Regions from separate parts of the Homo sapiens genome. Here region 2 is linked to region 1. The links are chromatin loops, found by intact Hi-C in ENCODE. Cell type or tissue: heart right ventricle. All regions are shown on one strand. Links, peaks and the distances in the headings refer to the core of each region. The heading gives the core; the rest is flanking DNA.

Region 1 (9,315 bases), core at 768-8,767:
TCACCCAGGTTGGAGTGCAGTGGCGTGATCTTGCTTCACTGCAGCCTCCTCCTCCTGGTATCAAGCAATTCTCCCACCTCAGCCTCCTGGGTAGCAGGTGTGCACCACCATGCCCAGCTAAGTTTTTTGAGTATTATTTATTTATTTATTTATGTTAGTAGATACAAGGTCTCACTAAGTTGCCCAGGCTGGTCTCAAACTCCTGACCTCATGATCCGCCCGCCTCGGCTTTCCAAAGTGTTGGGATTATAGGCGTGAGCCACTGCGCCTGGCCCTTTTGATTATTTTTAAACTTTCACTTGACTTTTTTTTTGTTTTTGAGACAGGGTCTCACTCTGTTGCCTAGCCTGGAGTACAGTGGTGTGATCATAGCTCACTGCAGCCTCAAATTCCTGGGCTCAAGGGATCCTCCCACCTTGGCGTCCAGAATAGCTGGGACTACAGGTGCACACCACCATGGCTGGCTAATTTTTAAAATATTTTCATAGAGACAGGGTCTCACTATGTTGCCCAGGCTGATCTTGAACTGCTGGACCCACCTCAGCCTCCCAAAGCTCCAGGATTTTATTAGCCACTGTGCCTGTTCAGGTACTTTTTAAGGACCTTTGAGACATTTTTCTTAATCCTGTGCTCTGATTTCCTGCCCTGGGCTCACATTTTCCACCCCCTTTCCTGATACTTACCCCAGCCACATCCCAGGCAGCTGCTAAGCAGACCATGCCAGTTCTCTGCATGCTCAGTCCATGGGTCAGGGAATGGTGGAAGCACCTGCTTTTCCTCTAGTCTACCCTAGACCTTCACAAGGGGTGTGCCCTGCATTGTCAGCATCTCCCATGGCAGAGGAGGTGCATTCAATCATGGCTTGAACACAGCCACCATACCGCTAGTCCTAGCCCATGAGATGATCTGCTGCCTGAGAAATTGTAACCCATCCTACTTTGCTATCTCTTACAGATTTATGCTGTTACAATGTGTTTGTATACTATATGCATCTCGCCATGCATGTGTTAGAAAAACATGTTTCATTAGAAAAATATGCAACAGTTTGATTCTTAAGAAAAGTTATTGTATACTAAAAACCAACTATAAAGCAGATTAATTTTTTTTTTATTTTTTTATTTCCATAGGTTTTTGGGGAACAGGTGCTATTTGGTTACACGAGTAAGTTCTTTAGGGTCGATTTGTGAGATTTTGGTGCACCTACCACCCAAGCAGTATACACCGAAACTGATTAGTAGTCTTTTATCCCTCAGCCCCTTCCTGCCTTCCCTCCTGAGTCCTCAAAGTCTATTGTGTCATTCTTATGCCTTTGCAGCCTCATAGTTTAGCTCCCACTTATGAGTGAATACATACAATGTTTGGCTTTCCATTCCTGAGTTACTTCACTTAGAATAATAGTCTCCAATTCCATCCAGGTTGCTGCGAATGCCATTAATTAACTCATTTTTATGGATGAGTAGTATTCCATGGTTTTATATATATATATATATATATATATATCACAGTTTCCTTATTCACTCGTTGATTGATGGGCATTTGAGCTGGTTCCACATTTTTGCACTTGCGAATTGTGCTGCTATAAACATGCGTGTACAAGTATCTTTTTCATATAATGACTTATTTTCCTCTGGGGAGATACCCAGTAGTGGGATTGCTGGGTCAAATGGTGGTTCTACTTTTAGTTTAGTTTTTTTTTTTTTTTTTTTTTTTTTTTTTGAGACAGAGTCTTGCTGTGTCACCCAGGCTGGAGTCCAGTGGCGCAATCTCGGCTCACTGCAAGCTCTGCCTCCCGGGTTCATGCCATTCTCCTGCCTCAGCCTCCCAAGTAGCTGGGACTATAGGTGCCCGCCACCATGCCCAGCTAATTTTTTTGTATTTTTAGTAGAGACGGGGTTTCACCGTGTTAGCTAGGATGGTCTCGATCTCCTGACTTCATGATCCGCCTGCCTCGGTCTCCCAAAGTGCTGGGATTACAGGCGTGAGCCACCGTGCCCAGCCTACTTTTAGTTTTTTAAGGAATCTCCACACTGTTTTCCATAGTGGTTGTACTAGTTTACATTCCCAACAGCAGTGTAGAAGTGTTACCTGTTCACCGTATCCATGTCAACATCTATTATTTTTTTATTATGGCCATTCTTAAAGGAGTAAGGTGGTACTGCATTGTGGTTTTGATTTGCATTTCCCTGATCATCAGTGATGTTGGGCATTTTTTCACATGTTTGTTGGCCATTTGTATATCTTCTTTTGAGAATTGTCTATTCATGTCCTTAGCCCACTTTTTGATGGGATTGTTTGTTTTTTCTTGCTAATTTGTTTGAGTTCGTTGTAGATTCTGGATATTAGTCCTTTGTCAGATGTATAGATTGTGAAGATTTTCTCCTACTCTGTGGGTTGTCTGTGTACTCTGCTGACTGTTCCTTTTGCACAGCAAAAGCTTTTTAGTTTAATTAGGTCCCAGCAATGTATCTTTGTTTTTGTTGCATTTGCTTTTGAGTTCTTGATCATGAAATCCCTGCCTAAGCCAATGTGTACGAGGGTTTTTTCTGATGTTATCTTCTAGAATTTTTATAGTTTCAGGTCTTAGATTTAAGTCCTCAATCCATCTTGAGTTGATTTTTGTGTAAGGTGAGAGATGAGTATTCAGTTTCATTCTCCTACATGTAAAGCAGATTTGATTTGAGATTGTGAACTCAGCAGGGCATTTCCTGAGGAGGAAGAAATGCTGAGAGTCTTATAAGAACCTAAAGCACCATAGGTCAGCTTCCAATGATCTCACCCATGACTTGCTAGGGAAACAATAGGGAGGATTGTTATCTAGAAGAGTTTTTCTTTCTCTCTCATTTTTAAATGGAAAAGGTGTCAATAAATTGGCAGATGATATTAAAACATAGGTAGACATTATGAACCATAAACCATGGACATGTTAAACTTACAATGCAATCAAGGAAAAGCCTACATTATCCTGGATATGCTGAGGATAAATGCCCAAGAGTTCAACTGCTGGGTTGTGTAGTAATTTTAATTTTATAGTGATACTTGAGTTTATATTAATATAAATATAGTACAGTACATTTATAACTTTATAGTACTGTTGAATTTTATAGGAATTTGCCAAACTGCTTTCCAAAGCAGCTCTACCATTTTACATTCCCACCAGCAATATGAGTGATCCTATTTCCCCACACCCTCTCCAGCATTTGGCATTTTTAATTTTAGCCATTCCGATAAGTACATTAAAAAAGAGTTTTTCATGGGTATCCCTTGGCGCTGCATCTGGGCACGGCTGCACTCATAAACCTGAGGTTTTGCTTTTAGCAACCTGGTGGCTCGGTAATGACCTGTTATGAACTCAATTGTAGTCTCCCAAAATCCATGTGTTGAAGTCCTAACTCCCAATGTGACTGCATTTGGAGACAGGGCCTTCAAAGAGGTAACTAAGGTTAAGCGAGGTCACAGGGCGGAGGCTTCAACCAACAGGACCGGTGTCCTTATAAGAAGTGGAAGACACCATGGATGCACATTCAGAGGAAAGACCCTGTGAGGGCACAGTGAGCAGGAAGCCATCAGCGAGTCAGGGAGAACAAATCTGGGAGGGAGACCTCAGGAAAGAACAAATATGCCAGCACCTTCGTCTTGGACCCCTGCCTCCAGAACCGTGGGAACAACATTTCTATTGTTTAAAACACCCAAGCTCCCAAGCTGTGGCCACTCTAGCAAACTAATACAAGGAATATAAAAGAAAGAGAACAATCCAAAATAAACTCACGGAGTCTTTGTTTTCTAATCCCTAACACTGCCTGTCCCCTCCCACTGCCGGCCTCCAGGTCACTAGCGGTCCAGCGTGCACACCAGTACACAGCGGTTATGTCTCCTGGGGGTGCCCACTGGACTCCTGGCTCTCTCCCTGCTCCTTCACAGATCTCTCTAGCCAATGGCCACTAACACCCCCCTCATGGCAGATGGCCATGCAGTGTGTTCCCTGTTTTCCTGATGATGCTTTGGGTTGTCACAATCAATAATGCTTTTACAGAACAAAATAAGGAACTGGAGTTTGCTACATTTGTATTGAAATTCTTCCTCTAGGGCAGCGGTTCCCAGCCTTTTTGGCACCAGCTACTGGTTTCGTGGAAGCCAATTTTTCCATGGACCAGGCAGGGGGATGATTCTGGAATAATTCAAGAACATTACATTTATTGTGCACTTTATTTCTGTTATTACATTGTAATATATAATGAAATAATCATACAACTCACCATAACGTAGACTCAGTGGGAGCCCTGAGGCTGTTTTCCTGCAACTAGACGGTCCCATCTGGGGGTGATTGGAGGCAGTGACCGATCATCAGGCATTAGATTCTCATGAGGAGCACGCAACCTAGATCCCTCCCATGCACCGTTCACAATAGGGTTCGTGCTTCTATGAGAATCTAATGCCGCTGCTGGTCTGACAGGAGACGGAGCTTGAGCGGTAATGCCAGCGATGGGGATCAGCTGTAAATACAGATGAGCTTCCCTTGCTTACCCACCCTTCAGCCCCTGCCTGTGGCCCCGTACCAGTCTGTGGCCCAGGGGTTGGGGACCCTGCCCTAGGGTTCACACATTCCAAAGAGGTGATTTGGAGACTCCACTTTAGTAATAGAAGGAAGCCCTCCTGCATGCCAGCCTGACCAGGACCAGGCTACAGGAATTGCTCATCTAGGGGAATTTATTGGGTGCATGGCCACAGCAGGAGATGCCACAGGGCTAAGCTGTGGTGAAAGCGAGTTTGCCTCAGAGCACTTTTCTCACAGTTGAAAACTGGCTTTATCCTCACCAGGAAAAAAAAAAAAAAGGTCAAAACTCATGCAGACTTTCTGTCACATTTTTTAAAAAAGCATGGAAGCCCATCTCCTCTCTTGAGAACTTCTGGATGGGGATTCCCATACAGCTTCATATACACACATGTCACAGGAAAGGTAAGCAGGACCAAACAACTGGAATCCTTCACATTCTTATATCTGAAAGAGTTCTCAGAAGAGAAATAATCTCTTCTCAGGAGATGGACAGTTTATTTTCAGAGATAAAAGTTTGTTGCTATGTAGAAATAAGCCAGGGAAAATGGTTTGGAATATCTTTAAAAGGGTTAGAATATTTTCCAAATGCCTTCTGATTTCTTGACATCAGAAATGTTTAAATATTTTTTTTAGTTGTAAAACTGCACTCACTGTGTGCATTTACTGTTCCCTTTTTTGCTTTGAATCTTTGTCTTCTTACCCTCTCCCCACTATATTTACATACAAACTTCCTCGCCTGGGACAGAAACAGGCACATCGTCTTCTTCACACTTCTGTGTCACATCAAACAGACTGACTGCTCTTTCTGCACTGCCAAGAACTTCTCAGTAGACAAACCCCAGTCTGACCTAAAAAGTTAATCAATTAATTTTGTAAGATGGTGGTGGCCATTACCTTGAGCAATTGTTTTAAAGCGGGGAAGGGCAAAAGCTTATTTTGTTCTTGGGATGGAAATGAACATTCTCCAAGGCTTTTGTGCAGAGAGTGATAGGATGAGAACTTGAGCAAGAAAAGACACTCATGAGCTTGTCATAAGTTGTAAATGGGGGTTGAAAAAAGCCTAAAGATTTGGCAATAGAGGATTCTGAATAAGCCGGAGAATGGGAATGGATGCATTTTAAAATTTCAACTAGCAGAACCACCCTTCCATGAAGTGTGGAACGTCACAGAAGAATACCAAAAACGGAACTGTTTTTTTAGGGCAGGGTGGGTGGTGATGGTGAGGGCGGTGGGAGAGCAGGGAAAGAAGGAAGGGAGGAGAGAAAAAAACTCTTTTATGGTAGAAATCAACTTACAAATATTGAAGAGCGAATAAAGCACCACAATGGTTAATATGTTTTATTTATTTATATCCCACATTGTTTCAAAAACACATCCAAGGTGTGGGGTTGAAAATCATCTGAAGCTCACTGAAGCACAAATTCCACATTGTGCCTGTCACAACAGGGTGGAGTCTTCCTGTCTGGGTGGACAAAGCTTGATTTAGAGACACAGTGAAGCCGCGCCAGCATTTCAAGGCTGGAGGGTGGTGTTTGCTCTTCAAAGAATCTCCTGCAGGAACGTGTCCTCCAGCAGGGAAGATGTCCTTCATCAATGTGGATTGCAAAGGGGCAACCTCTGGGTGAGACCCAAGGAAGGAAGGAGACCCTCCCTTAAGAGCCATTTATGAAAGATTAGCTCAGAAAGTCAAGGCTTTGAATGCGTAAAGTGGATACATTTGGGTTTCCTTTCTGGGTCTGGAGAAGGAGAAATGAATTTAAAGCATTTATAAGTAGTTTGTCTCTAATAGTGGTATTTATATAAATCCACAGATAAATTGCGTCCTCATGAATTGACTGGGTAAAATGAAATTTCAAATATAGGTTCAAGTTCAGCCATTGCACTCGCTAAGTAGAGATTCTCTGGTTTGGGGGAAGTCTGATGATCGCACACTCTATGAGAGTAAAAAGAAACAGCTATTTAAATATCTTAGGTGCAATCGTATATGACTGACCTTAAAGGACGCTTGAAATCAATGAGGTAAACCACTCTGAGCTCAAACCAGGTAAACTCAGTGCAGCAATCACGGGCAAGATTATGTAGTTAAATCTTTAAGTAATTAAGTAAGAGCATCTGGTACCTACCCCAATCTGAGAATGAAAGGATACAATCTTTTGCTGTTATCAGAAGCCTCCAATTTATGAGTGACATTAACTATTATTAATGGGAAATTCACTTCCCAAAGAGGAGAGTTTTCCTGCCTCAGGAGGGGTCTGCTCCAAACCACAGATATGAACTATTGTGTTGCTTTTTTTTTGCTTTTGAATATTTGCTTATTAATTTATTTCACCATTTAATTGTTTTCTTCTCATCCTTTCCCTTCCCTCCTTTTCCTTGCTATTATTCCACCTCCTTTACCACTATTATTTTCCTGTTTCTTCCCCTATCTATATTTGGTTATTTTTCATTATTTATTTATTTATTTATTTAGAGACAGAGTCTTGCTCTGTTGCCCAGGCTGGAGTGCAGTGGTGCGATCTTGGCTCACTACAACCTCCACCTCCCGGGTTTAAATGATTCTTGTGCCTCAGCCTCCCAAGTAGCTGGGATTACAGGTGCACGCCACCACGCATGGCTAATTTTTGTTATTTTTAGTAGAGATGGGGTTTCACTAGGTTGGCCAGGCTGGTCTGGAATTCCTGACCTCAAGTGATCCTCCTGCCTCAGCCTCCCAAAGTGCTGGGATTAGAGGCATGAACCACTGTGCCCAGCCTCCTTGGTTATATTATGATGGAGCAATAATCTATAGTGAACAACTTCTGCTCCTGCCTCACGGGTCAGTGAGGGGTCTGCCGGGGAGGGGCACAGTGGAATACCAGGTGAGCAGTCTCTCCTCTCCTCAGGAAAGTAAATGGAAGAAAGGACACAAGTACCACAGTTCGCCCATGAGTAGGCTGGTGGTTTTCATTCTACTGGTCCTCCAGCTTTTTGAGGTGAATTTTTGAAATTATGTATTCCACATTGTCAGTGTCCTTCTCTGGGCCTAGTTTTGCATGTGAGCAAATAATTTTAATTTTGCAGGGGTGCTAGAAATAGCTTGGTTAGACGTAGTGCCTGCGCTCAATGATTCACAACCTTTACAATGACACAAAAGAATGAATCAGATGGCCGGGCGCGGCGGCTCACGCCTGTAATCCCAGCACTTTGGAAGGCTGAGGCGGGCGGATCACGAAGTCAAGAGATCGAGACCATCTTGGTCAGCCTGGGGAAACCGCGTCTCTACTAAAAATACAAAAATTAGCTGGGCGTGGTGGCACGTGCCTGTAGTCCCAGCTGCTCAGGAGGCTGAGGCAGGAGAATCACTTGAACCCGGGAGGCAGAGGTTGCAGTGAGCCAAGATCACACTCCAGCCTGGGCGACAGAGCAATACTCGGTCTCAAAAAAAAAAAAAAAAAATCAGATGTTTTGGAAAATGCAGTGAATAAACTGTGTGGACTCACCAGTACTGTAATTGTACCTGAAGAGGGTAGAATGCCCCCTTCCTCAACCACATCCAGAGCCTTACCTTATGGATGTATTAACAGAAGGTACAACGGAAACAGTGTGGAACTTTGAATCCCGTGGACAAGAATTTTTTTGACTCAGTTTTAAAAATTAACATTTTCTGCAACTTCCTTATCTTTGTCAATGTTAATTTTTTTTTTTTTTCCCCTGAGATGAGTTCTTACTCTCTTACCCAGGCTAAAGTGCAGTGGTACGATCATAGCTCACTTGCAGCCTGGAACTGCTGGGCTCAGGTGATCCTACTACCTCAGCCTCCCAAGTTGCTGGGACATATTGGCACATGCTACCAAGCTTGAATAATTTTTTTTTTTTTAAGACAGGGTCTCCCTGTGTTGCCCAGGCTGGTCTTGAATTCCTGGGCTCAAGCGATCCTCCCACCTTGGCTTCCCAGTGTTGGGATTACAGGTATGAGCCACTGTACCCAGCCTATTCTCTTTATCTTAAGCATTCAGAATAAGAATCTTGAACATTTTACAAATTTTGGCTTAACTTTTAAGTAAGTCTCTTATATGCTATTAGACACCAAATTCTATTGATTTTTTTCCTTTGAATTGCCTTTGAAACCATACTTTCCAGGGCTTTGCTGGCTCAGGCCTGGATGATAGCAGGTTTCCCAGCTAGCTACCTTCCCTGCCTCACCCTCCATCCTGCCTGGTCCTGACTAATCAAGTCATCCTTTCCTACCATTGTCTCATCAAAAGATTCTGTCAGTTCTTTCTCCTTTCCTTCCTTGTTTCTTTTTATAAGCATTTACTGATCCCCTAAAATGAACAATCTCTAAACATTTTTTGTCCTGATCTCACTCCCTACTTATCCCAACCAATTTCTCTGCATCTTCTATTCATAATGTCCCATCTAATGAGGCATGACTCCTGTGTCCCACAGCCATGCCAATAGCCCTGCCTCTTGCCTTCATTCTTGTCTTCAGATGATACTTGAAGCTATAGCTGAAGTCTCGTCTCTTCTTATGGACACTTCAGTCTTCATTGACCTTTCACTCCACTGAACTTCTGTAGTCACACAAAACTGAACTCTTTAAACAGTCTTTTATCCTTTGCTCCTTTTGATTAATCTGAAACCCTTGCTAGCCTTGTTACGAGTCATTTATTTCACTTCTGAATATTCACCAGTCTGAGCAGTTATAGATGCCCCTTCACACATGCATTTTGTCTGATTTTTGAGTCTCCAATTTACCTGTGTAATTGAGGTCCTTTAGGTTG
Region 2 (9,315 bases), core at 450-8,449, 60 kb before region 1:
CAATAAGCATATTGCAAACAAAGGAAAAAGCAGGAGACCCACATGCAGGAAGACTACTCAATGGGAGCAAACACGGCTGAGTCAAAAGAGTGATATGGGATGAAGCCAGAGAATTAAATAGGGGCTGGTCCTGTGGGCCTTGTAGTGTGGAATATGGTTTACTCAGACTATAGAAGAAAGCCAGTGACGATTTTAGCAGGTCAGTCATGTGGTTTGATGTTCATTTAAAGAAAATATTCTATATACACTTAGCCTTTAGGCATAGCTTTTTCTTTTTTTTTTTTTCTTCTTTTTTTCTGAGACAGGGTCTTGCTCTGTCACCCAGGCTGGAGTGCAGTGGGCGATCACAGCTCACTGCAACCTCAACTTTCCGGCCCCCAGGAATTCTCCCACCTAAGTCTCCTGAATGGCTGGAATCACAGGCATGCGCCACCACACGAGGCTAATTTTTGTATTTTTTGTAGCGACCAGTTGCACTGTGTTGCCCAGGCTAGTCTCAAAGCAATCTGCCCACCTCAGCCTCCCAAAGTGCTGGGATTACAGGCGTGAGCCACTGCACCTGGCTTAATAATATAGGCATATCTTATAACCCACCAATGTGTCTCCTAGGTATATAATAGAAATGTATACATATATGTTTTCCAAAAGGCGCGTACTAGAATGTTCATAACAGCATTCAAAATAACCAAAAACTAGAAATTACCCGAATTTTTATTATCCTATTTAGAATGGATAAGTAAAATGTAATAAAGTTATACAATGGATTTCTGTACAGCATTGGGATTTGACAATCTACAACCACATGCAACAACACTGATGAATCTTACAAACATTATATTGGGTGAGAGAAACTAGGCATACAAGAGTATATATAGCCTGGGTGCAGTTGCTCATGCCTGTACTCCCAATACTTTGGGAGGCTGAGCCAGGACGATTGCTTGAGGCCAGGAGTTCAAGAACAGACTGGGTAACATAGTAAGACCCCACCTCTATGTTTAAAAGAAGTTTATGTATGTACAGTCCCTGTGGTGTAATGTACAAGCATAATTCTTCCCCTAAAAAAAGGTGGAGGGAGAGACAGGTCATTTGAATGTACATCTAAGGTTGAGAATCAATAATGTAACATAATGGATGCCATAAACAGAGTGCTGGACGCGGTGGCTCATGCCTGTAATCCCAGCACTTTGGGAGGCCGAGGCGCGTGGATCACAAGATCAGGAGATCGAGACCATCCTGGCCAACATGGTGAAACCCCCATCTCTACTAAAAATACAAAAATTAGCTGGGTGTGGTGGCAGGTGCCTGTAGTCCCAGCTGTCCCAGCTACTCGGGAGACTGAGGCAGGAGAATCACTTGAACCTTGCGGCAAGGTTGTAGTGAGCCGAGATCCGCCACTGCACTCCAGCTTCACAACAGAGTGAGACTCCGAAAGAGAGAGAGAGAAAGGAAGGAAGGAAGGAAGGAAGGAAGGAAGGAAGGAAGGAAGGAAGGAAGGAAGGAAGGAAGGAAGGAAGGAAGGAAAGGAGGGAGGGAGGAAGGAAGGAAGGAAGGAGTGTCTGTAATCCCCAGCACTTAGGGAGGACAAGGCGGGTGGATCACCTAAGGTGGACTCCTCACCCTACCTGGAGACCTTCCAAGCTGTCTTCTGATTAAAATATGGTTTCCAAGTAAAAGTCCATCTCTAGGAGGGGAATTGGTTGGTAATTCTGACACGGGCATTCCTCCATTCCTCTCCTCTGTCTGTTATTTCAATTAACAGTCTGAATTTATGTGTAAGTCTTTGTAAGCCAAGTAAATATGAGATTTTTCCTTAGAAAATGTACTCTGGGTCGGGCGCGATGGCTCACGCCTGTAATCCCAACACTTTGGGAGGCCGAGACGGGCTGATCACCTGAGGTCGGGAGTTTGAGACCAGCCTGACCAATGTGGAGAAACCCCGTCTCTACTAAAAATACAAGATTAGCCGGGCTTGGTGGTGCGTGCCTGTAATCCCAGCTACTCGGGAGACTGAGCCAGGAGAATCGCTTGAACCCAGAAGGCGGAGATTGCGGTGAGCCAAGATCGCAACATTGCACTCCAGCCTGGGCAACAAGAGGGAAACTTCGTCTCAAAAAAGAAAAAAGAAAAGAAAAGAAAATGTGCTTCTGAATGCTGCATGATTCCGCTTATATGGGGTACCTAAAATAGTCAAAAATACGCCTGTAGTCCCAGCTACTCGGGAGGCTGAGGCAGGAGAGTCGCTTGAACCCGGGAGACTGAGGTTGCAACGAGCCGAGATCACGCCATTACGCTCCAGCCTCGCGACAGAGCGAGACTTCGTCTTAAAAAAAAAAAAAAAAAAAAAAAAAAAAGTCAAATATATAGAAGCAGAAAATAGAGTGGTGGTTGCCAGGGGATAGGGAAAGGGAGAAATTGAGTTCAGTGGGTATAAAGTTATTATTATACAAGATGAATACATGCTAAAGATCTGCTGTACAACACGGTGCCAATAGTGCACAATATGGTATTGTATACTTAAAAATTTTTCAACAGGGCAGCTCTCATAGTAAGTGTTCTTAGCACACACACAAAAGCAAAAGGACACAAGGAAACTTTCGGAGGAGATGCATACGTTTATTTCCTTGACTGTAGTGATGGTATCACAGTTGTATTCATATGCCCCAGCTCCACAAGTTGTATACATTAAATATGTGTAGTTTTTGTATATAAACTATACCTCAATAAAGGTGTAAAAACAAAAAGTCCTTCTGTGTACTCACAAATTAGGATTCTTAGCTCACATGGCTGAGGGGTAAACTCTAGACTGTAATGGGTTTCCCTTGGTGAACGTGGTGTTTCCTCAAATCTAGACATCACTCAGTGCAAGCGTCACAACTTCATTTAAATAATGGTTTTATTTTATGGAGTGGCATGGGGTGCTGGAAGGATAAGCAGGGGAAATTATTAAACGCACCTAGCAGTTGTAAGATACATCTCAACATCTGAAGTATTGATATATGAAATAAAAATGTGCATCTTAGAATCAGGATCATACATTCCCTCCAAGCTTCTTCCAGTTTCTTTGTCTGGTGACCTCTCATTGTTTCCACTTCCCTTTCACCCGATGCTGCACACTGATCTGTCTAGCAAGGTCTTGAAATGTTTTTAAATGATTAAAAGAGACTACTTCCCTCAGCAGTGACATTTTTCCACTTGAAATGTTTACTCTGGTGCCCACTCCCTTAAAGTCCCTCCACTGCAGCTGAATGCAGCTGTTGGCATCCATTCTACTCAACGCTATTTAGGAACCCTGCATAGCGACTACACTGCAGCCCTGTCACGGAAGTGCAATGTGGGACATCTGTAGTTGGAGGGGAGAAGAAATCATACAAAGACTAGCTAACAAAACTGCAATGTGGATATGCCCACCTGGGAAGCCAGGGAGGCAGGCAGACTGACCTGGGTGGAGTCACGAGAAAATGGAACAGCTATTTTTAGCAGAAATGTTTGGCATTTAAAGGAGCTGCAAACAAAATCCTAAGGGGGGAGAAAGGGACTGTGGCTATAACTGTCAGCTATATTAGACAGGTATGCAGTGAGAAATAACTGCTTCCCAAATATACCTTCCCACGTACAACACACATGCTTAATTAGCAGCAGAATCCACTAACTATTGCCAAATTAAATCAACCTTTTTTAATCACTGCACTGAGATCATGATTCATTTGTTTTGTGATTAGCCAGGATTGAAAATAAAAACAAAATTTTAATTCTCTCCTGTCCATTTTTCACCCCTTACTGCTGCTATAGCCAGATTTAAGCTGCTTCAACAAAGCATGTTGAGCAAAATCTCAGGGAACTAGATGCTTAGGCTCACCTGGCGAGATTGCAAGACCCTTCTGTTCCCTTTCCCACCCTACCATAAAAATAAAAGAAAACCTATACCAACGTGATCATTGGGAATTCCATTTGTTCCCCTGGTATGTACCATGCTCACCTTGAAGACAGTCAAAAATACTGCCTTTAACATTTTAAAAGTATAAAATCCAGCCAGGAACAGTGGCTCACTCCTGTAATCCCAACACTTTGGGAGGCCAAGGAAAGAGGATCGCTGGAGCCTAGGAGTTTGAGACCAGCCTGGGTAACATGGTGAGGCCCCTGTCGGTATATAATAAATAAATAAATAAATAAATAAATAAATAAATAAATAAAAATATGAAATACCTTTGATCCCCTGACTAGAAAAAGAGTTCACACAAACGCAAGCAAAATGCCAACCTCATTCACGGTTTTATTAACTTGAATGTACTTCCCACCTACATACTGTGTTTGTTGTTGTTGTTGCTGTTATTATTGTTTGTGGTGATCGGGCCCCAGATGGCTAAGTAAAAAAGAGAACAGAATCGGGTGACATCTGATGGAAATCCAAGAGAAAAAGAACAGCATATAGAAAAGTCTCTGCAAATGACTAATCCCAAGAGACACAGACAAAGACAAACTCCACAAAATGTATTGAACATCTCCCATGGGCAAAGCACTACAGAGGGATCTGAAATAAAACATAGCCTCTGATCTTGAGGATTTAAGAGTCTAATGGGGCTGGGCGTGGTGGCTCTTGCCTGTAATCCCAGCACTTTGGGAGGCCAAGGCAGGCAGATCACTTGAGGTCAGCAATTCGAGACCAGCCTGGCCAACATGGCAAAACCCCGTCTCTGAAATGGGAGAGTTCCCTGATCCCCCTCACAGGACATGCAACAGCAGTATGGCTTGCCTGTTCAATTGCCCTGCTACTCAAACCCCTAGCAAGAGGGAGAGCATGCAGATGAGCAGGTGCAGAGGCCAGGGTGAGCACTTTGGGCTCTGGCAGTGTCTAGGGATGGGTGCCTGCAATCTTAGTAACACAAAGCTCTTTCAGCTTTGCCATCCACAGACGGCTTGAGTGTTAATCAGCTCAATGCACCCTCTGCCTTTTCACAAGGGTAGAAGTCCAGTGTGACAGCTTTCTGTATCCCAAGTTCTTGCCCAGCATTCCCAAAAAATCAGGTCACACAAGGGCTTGAAGGATGAATGTGAGGTGAAGGTCACTTTCAGCAGGGTGCATGGGGACCCCGAAGGTGGGGGTGGAGTAGGAAGGTGATCTTCCCCTGGAGTCAGGCTGCCCAGCAGCCGGACTCCTCTCCAACCACCTCTATCTGAACTCCTCTAGGTGTTCAGCTGTTTCTCCTCTTCTCTCTTTCTCTGCCATGCTGTTCTACCATTCGTCTGCTGGTCTGCTGGCTTGCTTGTCTGCTTCTGGAACCTGGGGTTCAGGATTTATATGGGTGGAGGATAGAGGATGTGGTGAGCCACAGGGCAACTTTTTGGGTGTGAAAAACAGGAATGCCTGTCCTCATTTAGAGCTGGGGGTCTTCAGGTGTGATGGTGGGGCCTTTGCCACAGAACCACCCTCTTCCACCCAGTATTTCCCTGTCGCCTATCTGCATCATCTCTACTAAAAAAATAAAAATTAAAAAAAATAAAAAATTAGCCAAGTGTGGTAGTGCATGCCTATAGTCCCAGCTATTCAGGAGGCTGAGCCAGGAGAATTGTTTGAACCTGAGAGTTAGAGGATGCAGTGAGTTGAGATCATGCCACTGCACTCCAGCCTGGGAGACAGAGCAAGTTTCCACCTCAAAAAAAAAAAAAAAGAGTCTAATGGGCCTACAGGTGTCTTATGCAAATGTCTATCAATCAACTAACAATTACATAATTGTTGATCACTGTGTGCCCAAAAGGAATGACTCAGTAGGTTTGGGGTGTGACCCTGAAATCTGCCTTTCTTAAATGATTTGCAGGTGATGATACTGCACTGACAAATTTGGGAACAACTGTTCTAGGTATGGTACTTAAGAACTCAAACCAAATGCTTTGGGACCACCAACAAAATAAGGAAATCAGTTAAGGCTTCAAAGAAGTGATGGTGTTTAAGCTGGTGATTTGAAAGCCTTCTAACCAGGTTGGAGAGAGAAAAGGCAATTCTAGAATGAATGGAAAATGTATGTTTATAGCTCTGTCCCTATAACAAAAAATAAATAAAACATTAATAAAATAAAAATCTTTAGAAAAAAAAGAATGAGGTTAAAAGAAGAAAAGCAAATACGTCAGTCTTAAGTGCTCGATATGATTTCTGTGAATGAGCATGTCAGTGTGACTTTATGATACCTGCCGCCATAGAGACAGTATCATCAAAGACAGCCACCCCAGAAGGTGAACCGAGTAGTTCAATATAAGTTTGAAAAACAGTTAGGAGCCCGGGTGCAGTGGCAATAGAGCCTCTACCATGCAATACAGAAGCTGTCCTCACTGTGCTTTGTCCAAATTCCTGGTTCACAAAGTCTATGAGCACAATGAAATAATCATGCCGCTAAACTTTGAGATGGTTGGTTAGGCAGCCATAGATAACTGGAATACTTCTCTATGTTTCCCTAGTCTCTTGAATCCTCCTACTAACACTCCTACACCTCCCCCCCAACCCCTCACAGAACTTTTCTCATTCTCAGGAAATAGCTTTATTTTCTACTTTAGGTAAATATAAAAGAAGCAAATTAGAAGCCTCCCATCTACTTCTACCAAACATATAACATTACCTGCAGCTGTAGCCGTACTTTTCCTATTATAACAGAAATCTCCTTCCTAAAGTAATCTGAGAGGCCTGTGGGAGGGTAGAGCGATAGGGATTCAAAGCACTCCCCTCTCAGAAAACTTGCTGTATCATGAAGTCAACATTTCCCTCCTGACTGGTTCCTTCCCATTCACATTTAAACATATGCAAAGAAAAAAATGAATAAACAAACCACTATGGACCTTGTCAGGCCTCTGAGCCCAAGCCAAGCCATCGCATCCCCTGTGACTTTCATGTATATGTCCAGATGGCCTGAAGTAACTGAAGAATCACAAAAGAAGTGAAAATGACCTGCCCCGCCTTAACTGATAACATTCCACCGCAAAAGAAGTGAAAATGGCCATTCCTTGCTTTAAGTGATGACATTACCTTGTGAAAGTCCTTTTCCTGGCTCATCCTGGCTCAAAAAGCTCCCCCACTGAGCACCTTGCAACCCCCACTCCTGCCCGCCAGAGAACAAACCCCCTTTGACTGTAATTTTCCTTTACCTACCTAAATCTTATAAAACGGCCCCACCCCTATCTCCCTTTGCTGACTCTCTTTTCAGACTCAGCCTGCCTGCACCCAGGTGAAATAAACAGCCATGTTGCTCACACAAAGCCTGTTTGGTAGTCTCTTCACACGGACGTACATGAAAGACCTCACATCTCCCTTCTAGCTTCTGGCCTACCTCTTCTTCCTTCACAGAGCTATATATTCCAACCATTCCCCTTTCATCCTCTCTCACTCACTTTTCAGGTATCTCTTATCTGGTTTCCACCCATCATTTCATATAAATAACTCTCACTAATGTCACACAAGACCTCCACTTCACCAAATGCTTTCAGTATTTTAAACCCCTTGCTTGATATCTTCAGTGCATCCAACACTGTCGGGCATTCCCACTGTCTCCTGCTCTGGGTTTTCCTCCTACTCCTCCGGCTGCTCCTTCTCAGTCATACTTTCTACTAAACAATTAAATTCCAGAGTTCCTCTCTTGGCCTCTCTCCTTCTCACTATATACTTTTTTTCCTAGGAAATCTCATTCATATCCTTGGTTTAATTACCATATAAAATCATAAATTTACATCTCTGGCCCAGATCTCTACTGTAAGGTATAAGTCAATATGTCCAACTGGCCAGGTGCAGTGGCTCACGCCTGTAATCCCACCACTTTCAGAGGCCGAGGCGGGTGGATCACCTGAGGTCGGGAGTTCAAGACCAGCCTGACCAACATGGTGAAACCCCGTCTCTACCAAAAATACAAAGTTAGCCGAGCGTGGTGGCGCATGCCTGTAATCCCAGCTACTCAGGAGGCTGAGGCAGGAGAATCGCTTGAACCCGGGAGGCAGAGGTTGCAGTGAGCCGAGATCACACCATTGTGCTCCAACCTGCGTAACAAGAGTGAAACTCCATCTCAAAAAAAATATATATATATATACACACACACATATAATATGTATATATATAATATATATAATATGTATATATGTGTATATAATATGTATATATGTATATATAAATATATATATAATTGTATATCTATAATATGTATATATATAATATGTGTATATATATAATAATGTCCAACTGCCTGTTTAACATCTATCTTCCCTCAAATCTGGTAGTCTTCCAACACTCCCTGTCTCAGTGAATGGTACCACCATCCATGCAATTATTCAAGTCCCAAAACCCAGCAATTAACCACTATACCTCTCTTCCTCCTCTGCCTATTAAATTTCTCACCAAATCCTGTCTACTGTACCAACAAAATATCCCTCATAGCCTATTTTTTAATCTGCCACTGATTCTCTCCAAAACCCTAATTCATTCCCCAGAGCTAGAGTGATCTTTCCAATGCAAATATGATCAGATCTGCTTAAAATATTGCTAATGGCTTTCTGTAGTTTTTAGTATAAAGAGTGAAATCTTAACATGGTTTACAAGTCCTACACAGTCTATCCTGTGCCTGCTTCTTAAACATTATGTTACTTTCCCTTCTGCTAGAGTCACCCTGATCTTTAGTTCCTTGAACTTTGTGCTCCAGGGCCTGTATGCAGGTTATACTCTCTGCCTAGAACACTCCAACGCCCCCTGAAAACCTACACATCCAGTTAAATTCTACTTCATAGAAGATAGGCTGTAATAGACAAGGACCATATCCATTTTATTTTTCATGGTACTCCTAAGGCCTAGCACAGTGCCCAATATTTAATAGATGCCTATAATGTATACACTTATCAAATGTATAAATATGTATATTTGATCTTCTGGCAAAACACTTATATGGCAATATATAACAGGCAATTTGAAATGCAAGAGAGAGAAACCCAAGCCAGAGAAATCAATTCAGGGATCATCTTCATAAAATTGATATCTGAGGAAAGGGAAATGAATTTGACCCACGAAGGAGAGTGTGGAATAAGAATAAAAGAGAGTCGAGAAGTGACCCTGAAAGATTGCCACGGAAAGGGTGGATGGAGAGGCTAGCAAAGAGACTACGGAGTTACCAGGGCAAAATAATACCAGAGGGGAGTGAACATTTTTTTTGAAAGGAAAGGGTGGTCAGGAGTGTCAAACACCATGAAGAAGCACAGAATATGATTGCTGAGGTAGTGGATTTGGAAATTAGGAGGTTATTGTTGATTATAGGAGACTAGAACTAAAAAAAGACTATCAATGAGAAGTCCCCCAAA

The links. Peaks named below come from ENCODE experiments on the same cell type or tissue, not always from the same donor. Only the 100,000 strongest peaks of a DNase experiment are listed, where the experiment ranks them.
Region 2: it touches region 1 in a loop (2.9-fold over the local background); 4 of 110 quality-filtered maps call a loop at or near these places.

Annotation. Positions count from the first base shown.
Region 1 is chr4:159,363,883-159,373,197 of GRCh38, reverse strand. No RefSeq gene overlaps it. Among named protein-coding and RNA genes, the nearest start is that of MIR3688-1, 240 kb to the right of the region's middle. In heart right ventricle, for the core only: no CTCF peak of the experiment used is centred there; DNase peaks (open chromatin) are centred at 3,607 and 3,881; H3K4me3 peaks cover 957 bases; H3K27ac peaks cover 4,815 bases.
Region 2 is chr4:159,423,349-159,432,663 of GRCh38, reverse strand. No RefSeq gene overlaps it. Among named protein-coding and RNA genes, the nearest start is that of MIR3688-1, 300 kb to the right of the region's middle. In heart right ventricle, for the core only: no CTCF peak of the experiment used is centred there; no DNase peak of the experiment used is centred there; H3K4me3 peaks cover 653 bases; H3K27ac peaks cover 986 bases.